Regions from separate parts of the Homo sapiens genome. Here region 1 is linked to region 2. A link is a loop called in an ENCODE intact Hi-C map of the cell type or tissue named here. Cell type or tissue: K562. All regions are shown on one strand. Region 1 holds the start of SAA4 (serum amyloid A4, constitutive). Region 2 overlaps TSG101 (tumor susceptibility 101).

Region 1 (8,000 bases), 290 kb after region 2:
TGGCTGTACCAAAATATCTCATGTACCCCATAATTATATACACCTACTATGTACCCACAAAAAATTTTTAAAAAGGAATGAAATAAAAACATTTGAGTTTAAGAAAACCACAAAAAAACAAAGTAGGGAAAGCTCTTCAAATACTATGAAATTGAGAAGACAACTAAAGAAAATATTAATAAAGACAAGAACATAAATAATTTCTTTGGCAGAACATAAGCCATCATAATCAGAAGATAAATAAGCTGGGAAAAATATTTGTAACTCATATCCTAGATAACATACTCATTTTCCCTGTATATAAAAAGTTTCTCTAATGTGATAAATAAAAACACAATAAACCAGTAAAAAATGACTACTTTGATATGAAGGTATGAATTCACAATTCCTAGAAAATAGAAATAGCTCTTAAACATGTGGAAAGATGTGAAACCAAAATCATAATAAGAGAAATGTAAATTAAAATTACTTTGAGTTTTATTTTACTCACAATTTCAAAGACCAAAAAGTTTGAGAGTATACTGTGTGAGAGACAATGTGGAACCAAGTTCTTTCACTCATTTCTGGTGGGAGTAGAGATTGATACAGCCCTCATGGAAGGCAATTTGCAACATATAAAAATTTATAAAATCTAGGGCCAGGGACGTTGGCTCATGCCTGTAATCCTAGCACTTTGGGAAGCCGAGGTGGGCAGATCATTTGAGGTAAGTGGGTCGAGACTAGCCTGGCCAACATGGCGAAATCCCGTCTCTCTTAAAAATAGAAAAATTAGCCTGATGTGGTGGCATGTGCCTATAATCCCAGCTACTCAAGAGGCCGAGGCAGGGGAATCTCTTGAACCCCGGAGGTGGAGGTTGCAGTGAGCTGAGATCATGCCACTGCACTCCAGCCTGGGGGACAGAGTGAGACTCTGTCTCAAACAAACAAACAAAAAATTTATAAAATCTGATACTTTTTCACCATGGAGTTTCTTCTGTAGGAATTTATCCTAGAGATATATTTGTACATGTGCAAGAGACATATGTACAAGGTTAATAAATGCACCATTATTTGTAATATCAAAAGGTTAATAACTGTCAAAACAGCCATTAATATTGTATAAATTATGGTCCATCCATGCAATGGAATACTGTGTAGCTGTAAAAAAAAAAAAAAAAAAAGCAACAAGCCCGACATGGAAAGACTTCCAATAAATAGTAAGTTTAAAAGAAAGTGCAGAATAATACATATTTATATGAAAAAAGAGTTTTTATGCCTCAAAGGCCTTCACCCTTGATCTTCTGGTGTTATTCCTGTCCTTGTATTCTCCCAGAATCATTACCTCATCCCATGAATGGTACAGTCAAGTCTTGCTTGTTCTGTGTCCTTACATTCTTTAGAGAGAAGTCACAAGAGACAAGCAAACATCTCTTTTGCTAATAATATTGATCACTTCCTACAGCATAATATCTATGTGCAATTTTTTGGGAAGACCTCCTACTAAACAGTTAAGAATGGAAAGACACAAAGAGAAGAAAGTGGAGAAAGACCTCTGTCTTCCCACACTGGATTTTGCAAATACAACTCTTCTGTGATACAGGAAACTAAAAAGAGGGAAAAGTGGCAATTAAGAAAAACTGCCAGAAAATAAATACCTTGATGACCCAATTTGGAAAACTACTTCTAGATAAGGAAACACTATTACCCAATATGTTAATTTTTAAAATACCCAAAGAATTGAGCAAAAAGGACTTTGGCAAGGCAGGTTGTTGGATTTAAAACCGTTCTCCCATTAATGCCAAAGCCAGCAGAGGTACCAACTATAGCTCCACGGCCAGAAGATACCAGCAGCTCTGCCTTTACTGAAATTTCATCTGGAGAAAGGTCCACAGGTGAGGTTTCTTCCAAGGAGTAATTTCTCTTATTTGACTCTTTTGAGATCCTTTTCTCACATAATTGTCAAATTTCAATTGGAGAGAAACTGTGTTTTCTACCTCATTACGGGGTCAGTGCTGAGGAGAGTAGGAACTCAGGAAATGCTTCTTGATTGACTTTAGTCTGCTGTATTGGGTGACAAATTGACCACAGACCAAATAACACGTTGGAATCCTCTTATTCTTTCTAGAGATCTGGGCTGAGAATTAAGGGTTTATGCTTCTTCTTAAAACCCGTTTCAATCTTTCATGCAGTTATGATTCTCATACAAACAAATGGAAATGGGGAATTAGTCTTTCAAATTCAGTCCTTTGGCTGGCACAGTGGCTCATGCCTGTAATCCTTTGGGAGGTTGAGGTAGGAAGATTGCTTGAGGCCAGGAGTTCGAGACTAGCCTGGGCCGAACATACATACCAAGACCTTGTCTCTACCAAAAAAAAAAAAAAAAAAATTAGCTGAGTGTGATGGTGCACGTTTGTAGTCCTTAATACTCAGGAGGCTGAGGTGGGAGGATCACTTGAGCCCAGAAGGTCGAGGCTGCAGTAAGCCTTAATCATATCATTGCACTTTAGCCTGGGCAATAGGAAAAAAAAAAGAAAGAAAGAAAGGGAGGAAAGAAAGAAAGGAAGGAGAAAGAAAGAAAAGGAAAAAAAGAAAGAAAAAAAGGAAAGAAATTCAGTCCTCAAAACATAGATCTGTGTTTTTTTTTATGATCCTCTGCCCCTGTCTTTCTTTCTCTTCAGCACAATGAGGCTTTTCACAGGCATTGTTTTCTGCTCCTTGGTCATGGGAGTCACCAGTGAAAGCTGGCGTTCGTTTTTCAAGGAGGCTCTCCAAGGTAAGAACTCTGGAGGATGGAGGGCACATACCCAGGATTCATTCTGAGCAGGGGCCACATACTCACTGGATGTGAGTGCTCCTTAGAGAAGCCACACAGAGGTCAGAGCAGGAGTGTGGTTTTCTGTATCTGTTTCTTCCTCTAGGCTGGTCTGATTTATCACCCTCCCTTGGGGTTTCCAGACGAGAGGTTAAAGATGCTTTGGGCCCAGCCTGTACTCTTGGTGTAGAGTGCAGAAGGATAAAAACTTCCAGGGGGTTATCTCCCACTGCGGAAATTTACAGATGGCAGATTTCTCAGGGCATGATGTTTATTTAGCTCATCCACCTCAGGGAATATACTGAGTTCACAATTATACTCCAAGACTGAGACATGCCTAGCAGAGAGTAGAGAAATCCCATCCTGTACCCAAGCAAATGGCCAATGCTTGGGATGCAGAGCTTATGAAAATTAAGCCCTAACTTCTATCCATAAATAAAAAGAGCAAATTTCTACTGATTAGCCACAGGAGGGCTGAGATACGGCTGGGAAACTGACTTCTGCCATTCTGGATGGGAAACGAATCTTATTGACTAGCTGTTAAAATGGGAAAACTATGTTTGTCAGGTTATGCAATACTTTGAACTTCATGTGTTGTTATTAATTTTGTAGTTGAATTTTTTGTAATTTTTCAATTGAAATTTTATAAATTTTCATTTTTTCTGCATTTTGTGCTTTTAAAAATGATATTCTATAAATAGTTTTTAAAAAGTTTTGGTAGCATGTACTAAGTTTTTCTGCACATAGTAGAGAATATCTTTTCCCTTAGGTCAGTGTATTTCAGAATTTGTTGTATGGTCCACCAGCATTTAAATCGGCCGGTGTTTGTTTTAAAAGTACACTCTGAAGCCTCTTCTCATAGTTACTGAGTCAGAATCTTAGAAGTGAAGTGGGACTAGGAATAGCATTTGAAAAACTCCCCAGGTTACTTTAAGCACAATGCCAATGAGAACAACTGTCTTGGGTTTTTCTGTCACCCAGTGACAGAATCTGTCAGATGCTTGGAGAAAACTCTTGCTAGTAGATCTGGAAAACATAGAATGAACATAAAGCATGCATCAGAGAAAGGACAGTCATGCCATGCCAGAGATAAACTATTTGACAAAATTACAGACACAAAATAATACATGAAGTTAGTGAGAAATATCCCTTAGAACACAGTACCTAAGTAACAATTAAAACTATTTATCACAGCTTTTCTTTTTTCCAAGTGAGTTGGTTTAAAGAACTTGGTAACACGTAAACCACAGCAGAACTCAAAAATATTTATTGATTGAACAACACAGGCACTGATAGACATTTTCTATAGCTCTTCCTGGCTTAGACCTGTTTCAAACATCTATTTTTCCACTAATCTTTTTAAAAACTTTAAAATGATATATAACTTACATATAGTACACAGTATAGCTTGATGAGGTTTTTACACATACAAACATCCATATTACACCATCAGATCAAGATGTCAAACATTTCACACACCCCGGATGGGTCTCTCATGCCCTCTTCCAGTTAACAACCCTCACGAAAGGTAACTCCTATTCTTACCTCTATCATTGTTGATTAGTGTCCCTGTGTTTGATCTTTGAATAAAAGAAATCATACAGAATATGTCTTTTGTATCCGGCTTTGTTTCACTCAACATTACGACATACTAATATACATGACAGCATTTGTCATGTGTATTAATATTTTGTTCTTTTTCATTGCTACATAGTATTCCATTGTATACTGATATCACAATTTATCCTACATTATTGGATAATTAGGCTTTTTAAAGTTTTATGCTATCATGGCTAAACCTGTAATAAACATTGGTGTACATGTACTTTAGTGTACATAAGCCCTCGTTTCTGTTGTGGGTATACACTCAGGAATGGAAATGTAGAGTCATAAGGTATAGTCATGTCAATTTAGCTTTCGTAGATACCAGCAAACAGCTTCCCAAAATTGTACCAATTTACACTTCCATGAACAATTACGAGAGCTGGGCATGATGACTCACACTCGTAATCCCAGCACTTTGGGAGGCTAAGGCAGGAGGATCACTTGAGGCCAGGAGTTTGAGACCAGCCCGAGCAACAAAGTGAGACCCCATCTCTACCAAAAAAAAAAAAAAAATTAGCTGGGTGTGTTATTAGGTGCCTGTAGTCCCAGCTACTCAGGAGACTGAGGTGGGATGATCACTTGAGCCCAGGAGATCAAGGCTGCAGAAAACCATGATCACACCACTGCACTCCAGCCTGGGTGACAGAGGGAGACTGTGACTAAACAAAACAAAAAACAAAACCCAAAACAATTATGAGAGTTCCAGTTGTTCCACATTTTTGCCCACAATTTATATTGTCAGTTTTAAAAATTTTTATCATTCTGTTGGGTGTATAGTGGTATCTTATTGTCACTACTGCCCTTCACTAATAGGAACAGGAATCCAATTTGCATCAAGTATTCCAATATGCTAGGCATTTTATGTATGTTACCTCATTTTATCTTCTCATTTAGTCCACCAGGGAGGTAGGTATGATTCCCCCCAACTGAAGAATGTGGAAACTGACACTTAATTGTCAGGGCAGAGAGTTAAACATTTACATTCATGCCCTTCATGATAAGTCTGATTATCCAGGTCCTATGAAGCTCTCTCAGGTCATTCCACCTCATCACGTACTGCCCATTCCCTCGGCTTTCTTGTGCCATTTATGCCCATAGCAGTCAGATTTATTCAAGTCCTAGTTGTCCTCACTCAGCTGGTAAGGATGTATTTTTCTTATGGGCTATGGTAGATGTGCAGCCCCCTCCTCTTCTCACCAAGTCCCTTGTAATGTCCCTGGATCTTACATCTGTAGTACTATTCTCCATTGTGACATTCCTCACATGAGCATCCCCTCTTTGTACACAGTACACACAGACCCATGTAAGATGTAGCCCAGGGCATGACAACTGCCAACCAATTCAATTCAATGTAATCCATGGAAAAGCATTCCTCACATGAGCGTCCCCTCTTTGTACACAGCACACACAGACCCATGTAAGATGTAGCCCAGGGCATGACAACTGCCAACCAATACAATTCAATGTAATCCATGGAAAAGCACCTTCCTTACAGTTACTCAGGGAAGCTGTTCACAGGAAGTAATGTTTATCTCCACGTATGATTTCAAAGGATTATTTTGTCAAGGGCCAAAATCTGGAAATCAGTGGAAAATGTTCATTTCTACATTTCTCCAGTATGTCACTGGGTTCATTTTTGTCATTTTTTTTCTTTCCAGGGGTTGGGGACATGGGCAGAGCCTATTGGGACATAATGATATCCAATCACCAAAATTCAAACAGATATCTCTATGCTCGGGGAAACTATGATGCTGCCCAAAGAGGACCTGGGGGTGTCTGGGCTGCTAAACTCATCAGGTAACACAGATTCCCGGGGACTCCAGTGAGAGGCCAGCAGTGCCTATCTGTCTTGAGAGTCAGGAGAACCTGTGGCTCTTTCCCCTCCTCCACATACTCCTGGGGTCTGGGTGGCTGGCAGAGCCAGAGCAAGGCTGGTGAAGACATGTCTCCTTTCACCCACAAGGGAAAGTAAGAACTGAGGAGAGGTCTTGAAAGCACACTGTTGCAGGGGCTGGGTGCAGGGGCTCACACCTGTAATTCCAACTCTTTGGGAGGACAAGGTGGGAGGATCTCTTGGGCCCAGGGATTTAAGAGCAGCCTAGGCAACATAGCAAGACTCTTATCTCTACAGAAAATAAAAGAAATTAGCCAGGCGTGGTGGCATGCACCGTAGTCCCAGCTACTCAGGAGGCTGAAGTGGGAGATCCCTTGAACCCAGGAGGTCGAGGCTGCAGTGACCCATGATTGAGCCACTGCACTCCAGCCTGGGCAACAGAATGAGACCCTGTCTCAAAAAAAAAAAAAAAAAAAAAAAAGGGAAAGCACTCTGTTGCAGAGCGCAAGTATCAGTAGACTTAGGCCTTTGCCCAAGAAGATTGATAGTTTTCTTCCCCTTTCCTTGAGTTTTCCAGCCTCCTCTCAGTCATTACTTGGGTGGGAGAAGAGGAGGGAGTTAGCAGGTGGAGCTGTCTCAGGTGAGCAGGTGAGTCAAGAGATTAATCTCCTGTCTCCTTTCTTTGGGTTGCAGCCGTTCCAGGGTCTATCTTCAGGGATTAATAGACTGCTATTTATTTGGAAACAGCAGCACTGTATTGGAGGACTCGAAGTCCAACGAGAAAGCTGAGGAATGGGGCCGGAGTGGCAAAGACCCCGACCGCTTCAGACCTGACGGCCTGCCTAAGAAATACTGAGCTTCCTGCTCCTCTGCTCTCAGGGAAACTGGGCTGTGAGCCACACACTTCTCCCCCCAGACAGGGACACAGGGTCACTGAGCTTTGTGTCCCCAGGAACTGGTATAGGGCACCTAGAGGTGTTCAATAAATGTTTGTCAAATTGAATTTGTTGGTGGAAACTGGGAACATTGAGGCAGACTTTCTGGGAAGAATGGTCATCTGAGGCCATATGGAAGATAAACAGCACCATGGCAGATGAGCCTGTGACTGAGGGGGACCAAGGACTCCCAGCTGGCCTGTAACTATGCAGGCTCCTCACATGACCCAAGCCAAGCTTCTCTGGTCATTTTCGGCCCCAGCTTCCCCTCCTGAGTAAGCCTAAGCCGGCAAAGCACTGACCATCATCCTGGGCTTCTGAGTGGCTGGAGTCATGGCTCTGGCACAGCCCTGGGCAGTCTTCCATCAGTCTCCTCTGTATCTCAGATTGGACTTCTACCCCCAAATTCCCACTTCTTCTTCAGGGCCTCACAGTTTATTTTGTTGCAGTTTCCAGGCCTCTCTGTATACAGACTTTGTACTGCCCAATTCATTGCATCCTGTCCACTCTCTGCCTCTAGGCCTTGTCCCCCAGTGAGCTCTTTCCTTATGGAGAAGGTACATTGTGGGCTGAGTGTGGTGGCTTATGCCTGTAATCCTAGCCTTTTGGGAAGCTGAGGCAGGAGGATCGCTTGAGCCCAGGAGTTCAAGACCAGCTAGGCAACATAGTGAAACCTCATCTTTACTAAAAACCAAAAAAATTAGCCAGACATGATGGCATGTGCCTGTATTCCCAGCTACTTGGGAGGCTGAGGCTAGAGTACTGCTTGAGCCCAGGAGGTCAAGGCTGTAGTAAGCTATGATCACTCCATTGTACTCCAGCTTGTATGACAGAG
Region 2 (8,000 bases):
GTTGAGTCTTGACCAGTTCAACGTGTTAGCTTGGGATAGTTTTGTCAAAGCAAGAATGGTAGCAATCAGCGGTTTAAGCGGTTTCAATTTTTAATAAAACACACTATTATGTGTAAAACTTTTTTAAAAACAGACTTTTTCCAGTTAAATCGCCCCCATAGTTCTTGATTGAAGACCAAATAATCTCTAAGGAGAAAATGACAGCTTTCAAAATAAAGCATATATTGGTTGTGTAATCGTATATTTTAGGCTTCTTGGTTTTGTTTTGATAAACTTGTTATCCTTAGTTATAGAAGACATATGGGAAGCCATAGAAGATTGTGACCCAGGTAAAGATCCATGTTGTAACTTTTATATATCACTTTTTGAAAAAAACGGTATATTGTTTTACATAGTATGTAACTGAAGAGTATCTGTTCCATGACTCTTTTTTTTTTTTTTTTTTTTTTAGAGTCTTGCTCTGTCACCCAGGCTGGAGTGCAGTGGCACGATCTTGGCTCACTGCAATCTCCGCCTCCCAGGTTCAAGCGATTCTCCTGCCTTAGCCTCCCAAGTAGCTGGGGATTACAGGTGCCCACCACTTCACACAGCTGATTGTTGTATTTTTAGTAGAGACGGGATTTCACCATGTTGGCCAGGCTGGTCTTAAACTCCAGACCTCAGTGATCCACCGCTTTGGCTTCCCAAAATGATGGGAATACAGGCGTGAGCCACCACACCTGGCCTCCATGACATTTTTGATCTTTAAATTGATAGCATAGTCATTAAGATTTAGTCCTTGGGCTGGGCGCAGTGGCTTACGCCTGTAATCCTAGCACTTTGGGAGGCCAAGGCGGGTGGATCACCTGAGGTCACGAGTTCAAGACCAGCCTGATCAACATGGTGAAACCCCGTCTCCTAAAATACAAAAATTAGCCGGGCATGATGGCGGGTGCCTGTAATCCCAGCCTACTCGGGAGGCTGAGATGGGAGAATCGCTTGAACCTGGGAGACGGTGGTTGCAGTGAGTCGAGATCAGGCCACTGCACTCCAGCCTGGGTGGCTGAGCAAGACTCCATCTCAAAAAAAAAAAAAAAAAGATTTATTCCTTAATGTATGTATATTCATATAAAGAGCAAGAATATTCAAATATTAGCTTATTTTTTATACCCTAATTAAGTTTCCTAAGCTTCCCTAGAGAAACCTGCCATCAAAGACAAAGGCAAGGCATGTTCAGAAGATATTTTATACCTCTACCTGCCTTCCCCTCCACCCAACCTGTGATTACTTTAGAAACAAAAACAGAGGTAGGGAAGAGGTGGGAGAGGGCATCCTACCTGCCTTTTGGTCCTTGACTCAATATCTGGAAAATTGAGACTCCTGTATGTGATTATGACGATTCTGAGCATCAGCATTAGTACTGTCCAACCTATGAATTTTAGACAGGTAAGAATAGGAAGTAAAGTAATAGAAGCAGTTGTGGGGCTCCTTCCTCCTAAAGAAGGGCTTCAAATGTTTTCCTTTCAGCTGGTGTGGTCTGATGTAAGAATTGTTAGCCAGGACCCTGAACACATAGCTAGGGTGAAGGTCATTATTGTTTTCTCTTTATCTGATTGTAGGCTCTCCACACACATCATGGTACTCTGGCCACCTGCCTTATGTTTTATGTGTTTATTATAAAAGGTCTTTTTTTCCCTTGAGCATTATCTTAGCTCCCAACTTCAACATAACTTTCAACACCTTTCTCTGTTATTTTTGCAATTAACAGATATATTTATACCAGATTAGTCCTTCTTCTTTTACAGAAACAACTTCCCACTTTAGATGTTTCATACATACAGCCACTTATATTTTTACATAGTTTATCTACAGCATTTCTAGAGGCACAGTCACTGCTAAATGAGTAGAAGAAAACTGTGGGCCTGGTGTGGTGGCTCATGCCTGTAATCCCAATACTTTGGGAGGTAGAGATGGGAGAATCCACTTGAGGCCAGGAGTTCAGGATCAGCCTGGGCAACATAGCTAGACTCTGTCTCTACAGAAAATTTAAAAATCAGCCAGACTTCGTGGCTTGCACCTGTAGTCCTAGCTACTTGAGAAGCAGAAGCAGGAGGATCACTTAAGCCCAGGAGTTCAAGGTTACAGTGAGCTATGACAGAGAACCTGTCTCAAAAAGTAAAAAATAAACATTTTAAACTATAACAAAATTGGCCAGGTGCAATGGCTCATGCCTGTAATCTCAGCACTTTGGGAGGCTGAGGTGGGCGGATCACTTGAGGTCAGGAGTTTTGGACCAGACTGGCCAAGATGGTGAAACCCCATCTCTACTAAAAATACAAAATTAGCCAGACATGGTGGCGCACGCCTGTAATCCCAGCTACTCGGGAAGCTGAGAAAGGAGAATTGCCTGAACCTGGGAGGCAGAGGTTGCAGTGAGCTGAGATCACGCCACTGCACTCCAGCCTGGGTGACAAAGCGAGAATCCATCTCAAAAACAAATAAATAAATAAAAATAATAAAATAAAGATTGATATGTCCCTCACTGTTTTAGGTTCTAGGGATGCAACAGTGAACAATCAGACAAAGAAACTGTGCTTCTGGAATTTAAATTCTTATAGAAGGCAATAAACAACTCAATAAATACATCAAGAAGTACGTTGGAAAGTGATAAGTGCTTTAGAGAAAATAAAGCAGGGAAGAAATGGGGAATGCTAGGGTGTGGAAATGGGATGAGTCACCGTTTTATATCTGATAGTAAAGAGAGGTCTTTCTGAAAAAATCTACTTGAGCTCACCTGAGAGAGGTAAAGAAACTGTGTGCTTGACATGGGGCTTACACCTGAAATCCAAACATTTTGGGAGGCGGAAGCTAGAGGATCACATTGAGGCCAGGAGTTCCAGACCAGCCTGGGCAACATAGCATGACCTTGTCTCTTCTCTACTAAAAATATAAAAAAATTAGCCAGGCGTGGTGCATACCTCTAATCCCAGCTGGTTGGGAGGCTGAGATGGGAGGATCACTTGAGCCCAGGAGTTTGAGGTTGCAGTGAGCTGTGATCACACCACTGTACTCCAGCTTGGGTGACAGAGCAAGATCCTGTCAAGAAAAAAACAAACCTGGAACAATCTGGGGTAAGAACATTTCAGAAGGAAGGAAAAACAAATGCAAAGACTCATAGACAGAAGTTTGTCATGCATGATAGAGGAACAACAAAGGAGGGTATGGTGGCTAGACTGGAGTGAGCAAGGGAGGAAAGTGGTGGTATGGGTCTAGACAGCATCAATGGTATGGGAGGTTTGGAGGGCCTTGCAGGCCATTGTAAGGACCTTGGCATTTACTTGGAGTATGATGAAAAGCCGTTGCTGTGTTTCAGCTGTTAGCAATATTACTCTAGATGCTATGCTGAGACTAGACTGTAGGGGGTTAACGATGGAGGCAGAGACACGTAAGGAGGCTGTTGCAGTAATCTAGGTGAGAGGTGCTGGTGGCTTAGACCAGGACTGTAGCTGTGGAGATTCCGGATGTATTTTGAAGGCAAAGCTAACAGGATATTTTGACAGATTTGCTGTGGATGTGAAGAAAAGAGAGGGCATCAAGGATAATGTCATGGTTTTTGGCCTGAGCACCTGGAAGGATATGTATGTATACACATATGGAAGACACTGGAGAAGTAAATTTGGGGAGAAGATGAGGAGTTCAGTTTTGGTCATGTTCAATTTGACATTTATTAGATATCCAAGGGAAATGTCAAATTGGTAATTGTATATATGTTTTCTGGAGTTCAGAGAAGAGGTTAAGATTGGAAAATTTTAATTTAAGGGTTTCAACATATAAATTAATTTTCAACCATGAGGGAGATCAAAGGAATGAGTTTAGATAGAGAAGAAGACCAAGGACTTAGCCTGTGCTCAATAATAATTGGTTAGGATAAGAGAACGAACCAGCAAAGAGACTGAGAAGGCACAGGCACAGAGTGCAGGAGAACAGTTGATGTCCTGGAAATCAAATGAAGAACATGTTTTAAGAGAAAGGGAGCTGGGCATGATGGCTCATGCCTGTAATCCCAACACTGTGGGAGGCTGAGGTGGACAGATTGCTTGAGTCTAGAAATTCAAGACTAGCCTGGGCAACATGCTAAAATCCAGCTCTATCAAAAATATACAAAAATTAGCCAAACACTGTGGCGCATACCTGTAGTCCCAGCTACTTGGAAGGCTGAGATGGGAGGATTGCTTGAGCCTGGGAGGTGGAGGTTGCAGTGAACTGAGATCACACCACCGCACTCCAGCCTGGGTGACAGCCACATGCTGTCTCAAAAAAAAAAAAAAAAAAAAAAAAAAGGAAGGGGCCAGGTGCAGTGGTTCATACCTGTAATACCAACACTTTGGAAGGCTGAGTTGAGAGGATCACTTCCAGGAGTTTGAGAACAGCTTGGGCAACATAGTGAGATCCTGTCTCTATGAAAAATTTAAAAATTATCCAGGTGTGATGGTGCATGCCTGTAGTCCCAGCTACTTGGGAGGCGGTGGTGGGAGTATCACTTGAGTCCAGGAGGTTGAGGCTGAAGTGAGCCATGATCATACCACTGCACTGTAGCCTGAGCGACAGAGTGAGACCCTATCTCAAAAAAAAAAAAAAAAAAAAAAAAAAAGGAATCAGTTTGGTCAAATATTGCTGAATCAGCTTGGTCAAATACTGCTGACAGGTGAAGTAAGACAAAGGTAGAATTGGTCATTACATATCATGTGGCAGTTATTGGTGACCTTAATGAACAATTTCAGTGAAATGCTGAGTGTAGAAGCCTAATTGGAGTGGATTTGAAGAGACCAGGTCTCTAGACGTTGAGCATCAGTGGTTGCTGATATCACAGAGATACTCAGATATATTGTGCTCCATGATGAAAAAACGTTATCCTCTATGAAGTGATCTTACCAGAGAAGAGGAGAAAAATATAAAAGCAAATTTTTTTTTTTTTTTTCCAAGACGGAGTCTAGCTCTGTCACCCAGGCTGGAGTGCAAGGGCACGATCTCGGCTCACTGCAACCTCTGCCTCCTGGGTTCAAGCGATTCTCCTGCCTCAGCCTCCTGAGTAGCTGGGATTATAGGTGCGGACCACCACGCCCAGATAATTTTTGTATTTTTAGTAGAGATGGGGTTTCACTGTGTTGGCCAGGCTGGTCTCGAACTCCTGACCTCGTGATCCGCCTGCCTCGGCCTCCCAAAATGCTAGGATTACAAGTGTAAGCCACCACGCCTGGCCGGAAATTTTGTAATCATGAAAATAACCTCTAGATCCAACTAACTCACAGAAACATATATCTATGAAACTATACTAAAGGGATACAATTAACACATTCCAAACTGTGAGAGCCTCTGTAGGACAAATGAACAAATTTCTTTAAGAAATAAATTCTAAGGAGCAAAAAAGAGATGTGCCCATCAGTTAAGTATTTTTCAGCTGAACAGTAGGTGAATAAAATGTTCAGTAAGAAGTGGGCCATACGTGCCTGTAAATCCCAACACTTTGGGAGCCTGAGGCAGGAGGATTGCTTGAGGTCAGGAGTTGGAGACCAGCCTGGGCAACATAGCAAGACCCTGTCTTTACAAAAATAAAAATAAATTAGCTGGGCATGATGGCACATGCCTGTAGTTCTGTATACTTGGGAGGCTGAGGCAGGAGAATCACTTGAGCCCAGGAGTTCGAGGTTACAGTGAGCTGTGATTGTGCCACTCTACTTCATCCTGGGCGACAGAGCGAGACCCTGTCTCCAAAATAAATAAAAGGAGTGAAATACAGATAAATGCTACAACGTGGATAATCTCAAAAACATGCTAAGTGAAATAATTTAGTCATGAAAGATCACATTGTATGAATAAGCAAATCTGTAGAGACAAAGTAAATTCGTGGTTGTCTAGGATGAAGGCTGGGGACAAGTAGAATGGGGGGTGATTGCTAAAGGGTATGGATTTCTTTTTAGGGATGGTGAAAATGTTCTGAAGTTGATTATGGTGGTGGTTACACAACTCCAAATGTACTAAAAACCATTGAACTATACTCTTTAAATGTGTGAATTATATGGTATGTGAATTATATCTTTAAAAAGCTATTAATGGTGAGTTAAATAATATAAATTATTGAGACGTTTTAACCAATGCAATGTGTGGACTTTATTTGGATCCTGATTCAAACTGAGAACATAAAAAACATGACTTGAGACTATAGATATTTACTGATGTTAAGAAAATAGTGATTATTTTAGTGTGATAATAGTATTATGGGTTTTTTAGGTTCTTTCAGGCTTTCATTAATGTTAACAATTAGTGGAAGAGATTTTAAGAAAATTCATCCAGCTGTAAAATATATGCATTGGTTTTAAACTAAATTCTTATGCGATTTTGCTTTTCAGTACAAATACAGAGACCTAACTGTACGTGAAACTGTCAATGTTATTACTCTATACAAAGATCTCAAACCTGTTTTGGATTCATATGGTGAGTTTATGCAGTAAAAATAGCAATTTCTATACTTTGAGTTTACTCTCTTTGTTAATGATTGTAATTTTTTCCATTTGAGGTTTGTGGATTTTTCAATTGTGGGATTGCACCACCGCCTAATAAAACTGTTGGAGGGTAGCAAATTAGAAGATCTAATAAAAACATTTCATATTTCTTTAGTTTTAGTTTTTTATGTTAAAAAAAAATACTGTACCTGGATGTGGTGGCTCATTTCTGTAATCCCAGCACTTTGGGAGGCTGAGGTGGGTGGACCACTGAGCCCAGGAGGTTGAGACCAGCCTGGGCAATATGGTGAAACCTCGTCTCAACAAAAAAATACTTAAAGTTGGCCTGGTGCTCCTGTAGTCCCAGCTACCCAGGAGGCTGAGGTGGAAGGATTGCTTGAGTCCAGGAGGCAGTCCAGGAGGCAGAGGTTGCAGTGAGCCGAGATCGGGCCACTGCACTCCAGCCTGGGCAACAGAGCAAGAACCTGTCTCAAAAAAATAAAAAACAAAACCTCTAACATAGAACTATGCAAATTTAAACCTAGGAGGGGATGTTAAAGATAATTTAGTCCATTTCCCAAAGTGTTGTCTGTAGACCCTTAGTTATGCTGGGAACAGGGGTAGAGGCAGAATTCTATAGTTAAGCTTGAGCAACTTATGGATTAAACAAAATTGAGTTTCATTGCATGAAGATTTATCAGAGCCTTTAGTATGCTAATGTGTTGTGTATCACCGAGACGAGCAAGAATATATTGTATAATACATCCTAAAGTTATTTAACTGCTGAACCTCCCTGCCCCCATAGTGTCTCTTTATATTTTCAGGAACACATTTTGCGAAACTATACTCTGGACTGTCCCTTTCATTTTATAGATGAGGAAAATGTTATTTAATGTGGTCTTTAATTCTGTAGAGTAGGTAAGCATAACAGTTTGTCTCTACTTTCTATTGAGACAAAGTTGTAAGGCAAGACAACGCTTGGAGTTTTCCTTATTTTAAAATAGTCTTTTCTGTCCCTACCAAATCCTAACATAATTTCTTCAACCCTGTCTCCTTGAAAATAATATGCCAGGGCCGAGGGAAAACCCATGCTGCTGCTTGTCCATTGTGAGTCCCTTAGCTCTGAAAGCAAGGAACTGAATTTTGTAGCTGAGACTTTCTAAATTTCATTTGCTTCCAAGGCTTTGAAAACATTAGGAAACTGGTGAAGAGAGGTGGGAAGCAACAGAGGGGCAATCAGTTCTGCATTTCCTGAACAATAAAGACATGAACCCAAAGTCCTCTTCCAAACCTAGGACACGATTCCTTCTCATCTCAGCCTACCTTATTTCTGTCTGCATACTATATGTACAATGGTATTTTGAACTACAAAGGCCTCACATTACCAAAATTAAAGTTAGTTTTTAAATGGCTTCAGTGGGGAGAAAAATGGTTGGAGCTAGAATTTTATAGTTTTTACTGCATATAAAAGAATAAATACATTTATCAAAACTGACAAAGACTCCATTATAAAGTCTTGTA

Evidence for each region. Peaks named below come from ENCODE experiments on the same cell type or tissue, not always from the same donor. Only the 100,000 strongest peaks of a DNase experiment are listed, where the experiment ranks them.
Region 1: a loop joins it to region 2, with 2.7 times the contacts of the local background. A loop is called at or near these places in 16 of 110 quality-filtered maps.

What each region holds. Positions count from the first base shown.
Region 1 is chr11:18,230,588-18,238,587 of GRCh38, reverse strand. It overlaps SAA2-SAA4 (SAA2-SAA4 readthrough), which reads left to right. Exons shown (of 6, transcript NM_001199744.2): 4 at 2,658-2,752; 5 at 6,055-6,193; 6 at 6,924-7,233. The coding sequence ends at 7,086. SAA4 (serum amyloid A4, constitutive) reads left to right here and starts at 1,786. Exons shown (of 4, transcript NM_006512.4): 1 at 1,786-1,871; 2 at 2,658-2,752; 3 at 6,055-6,193; 4 at 6,924-7,233. The coding sequence starts at 2,662. The coding sequence ends at 7,086. It also overlaps a transcript of SAA2 not described here. In K562, no CTCF peak of the experiment used is centred here; no DNase peak of the experiment used is centred here; H3K27me3 peaks cover 964 bases.
Region 2 is chr11:18,517,990-18,525,989 of GRCh38, reverse strand. TSG101 (tumor susceptibility 101) reads left to right here. Exons shown (of 10, transcript NM_006292.4): 2 at 6,387-6,471. Among named protein-coding and RNA genes, the nearest start is that of TSG101, 5.0 kb to the left of the region's middle. In K562, a CTCF peak has its summit at 3,413; a DNase peak (open chromatin) is centred at 3,389; H3K4me3 peaks cover 347 bases.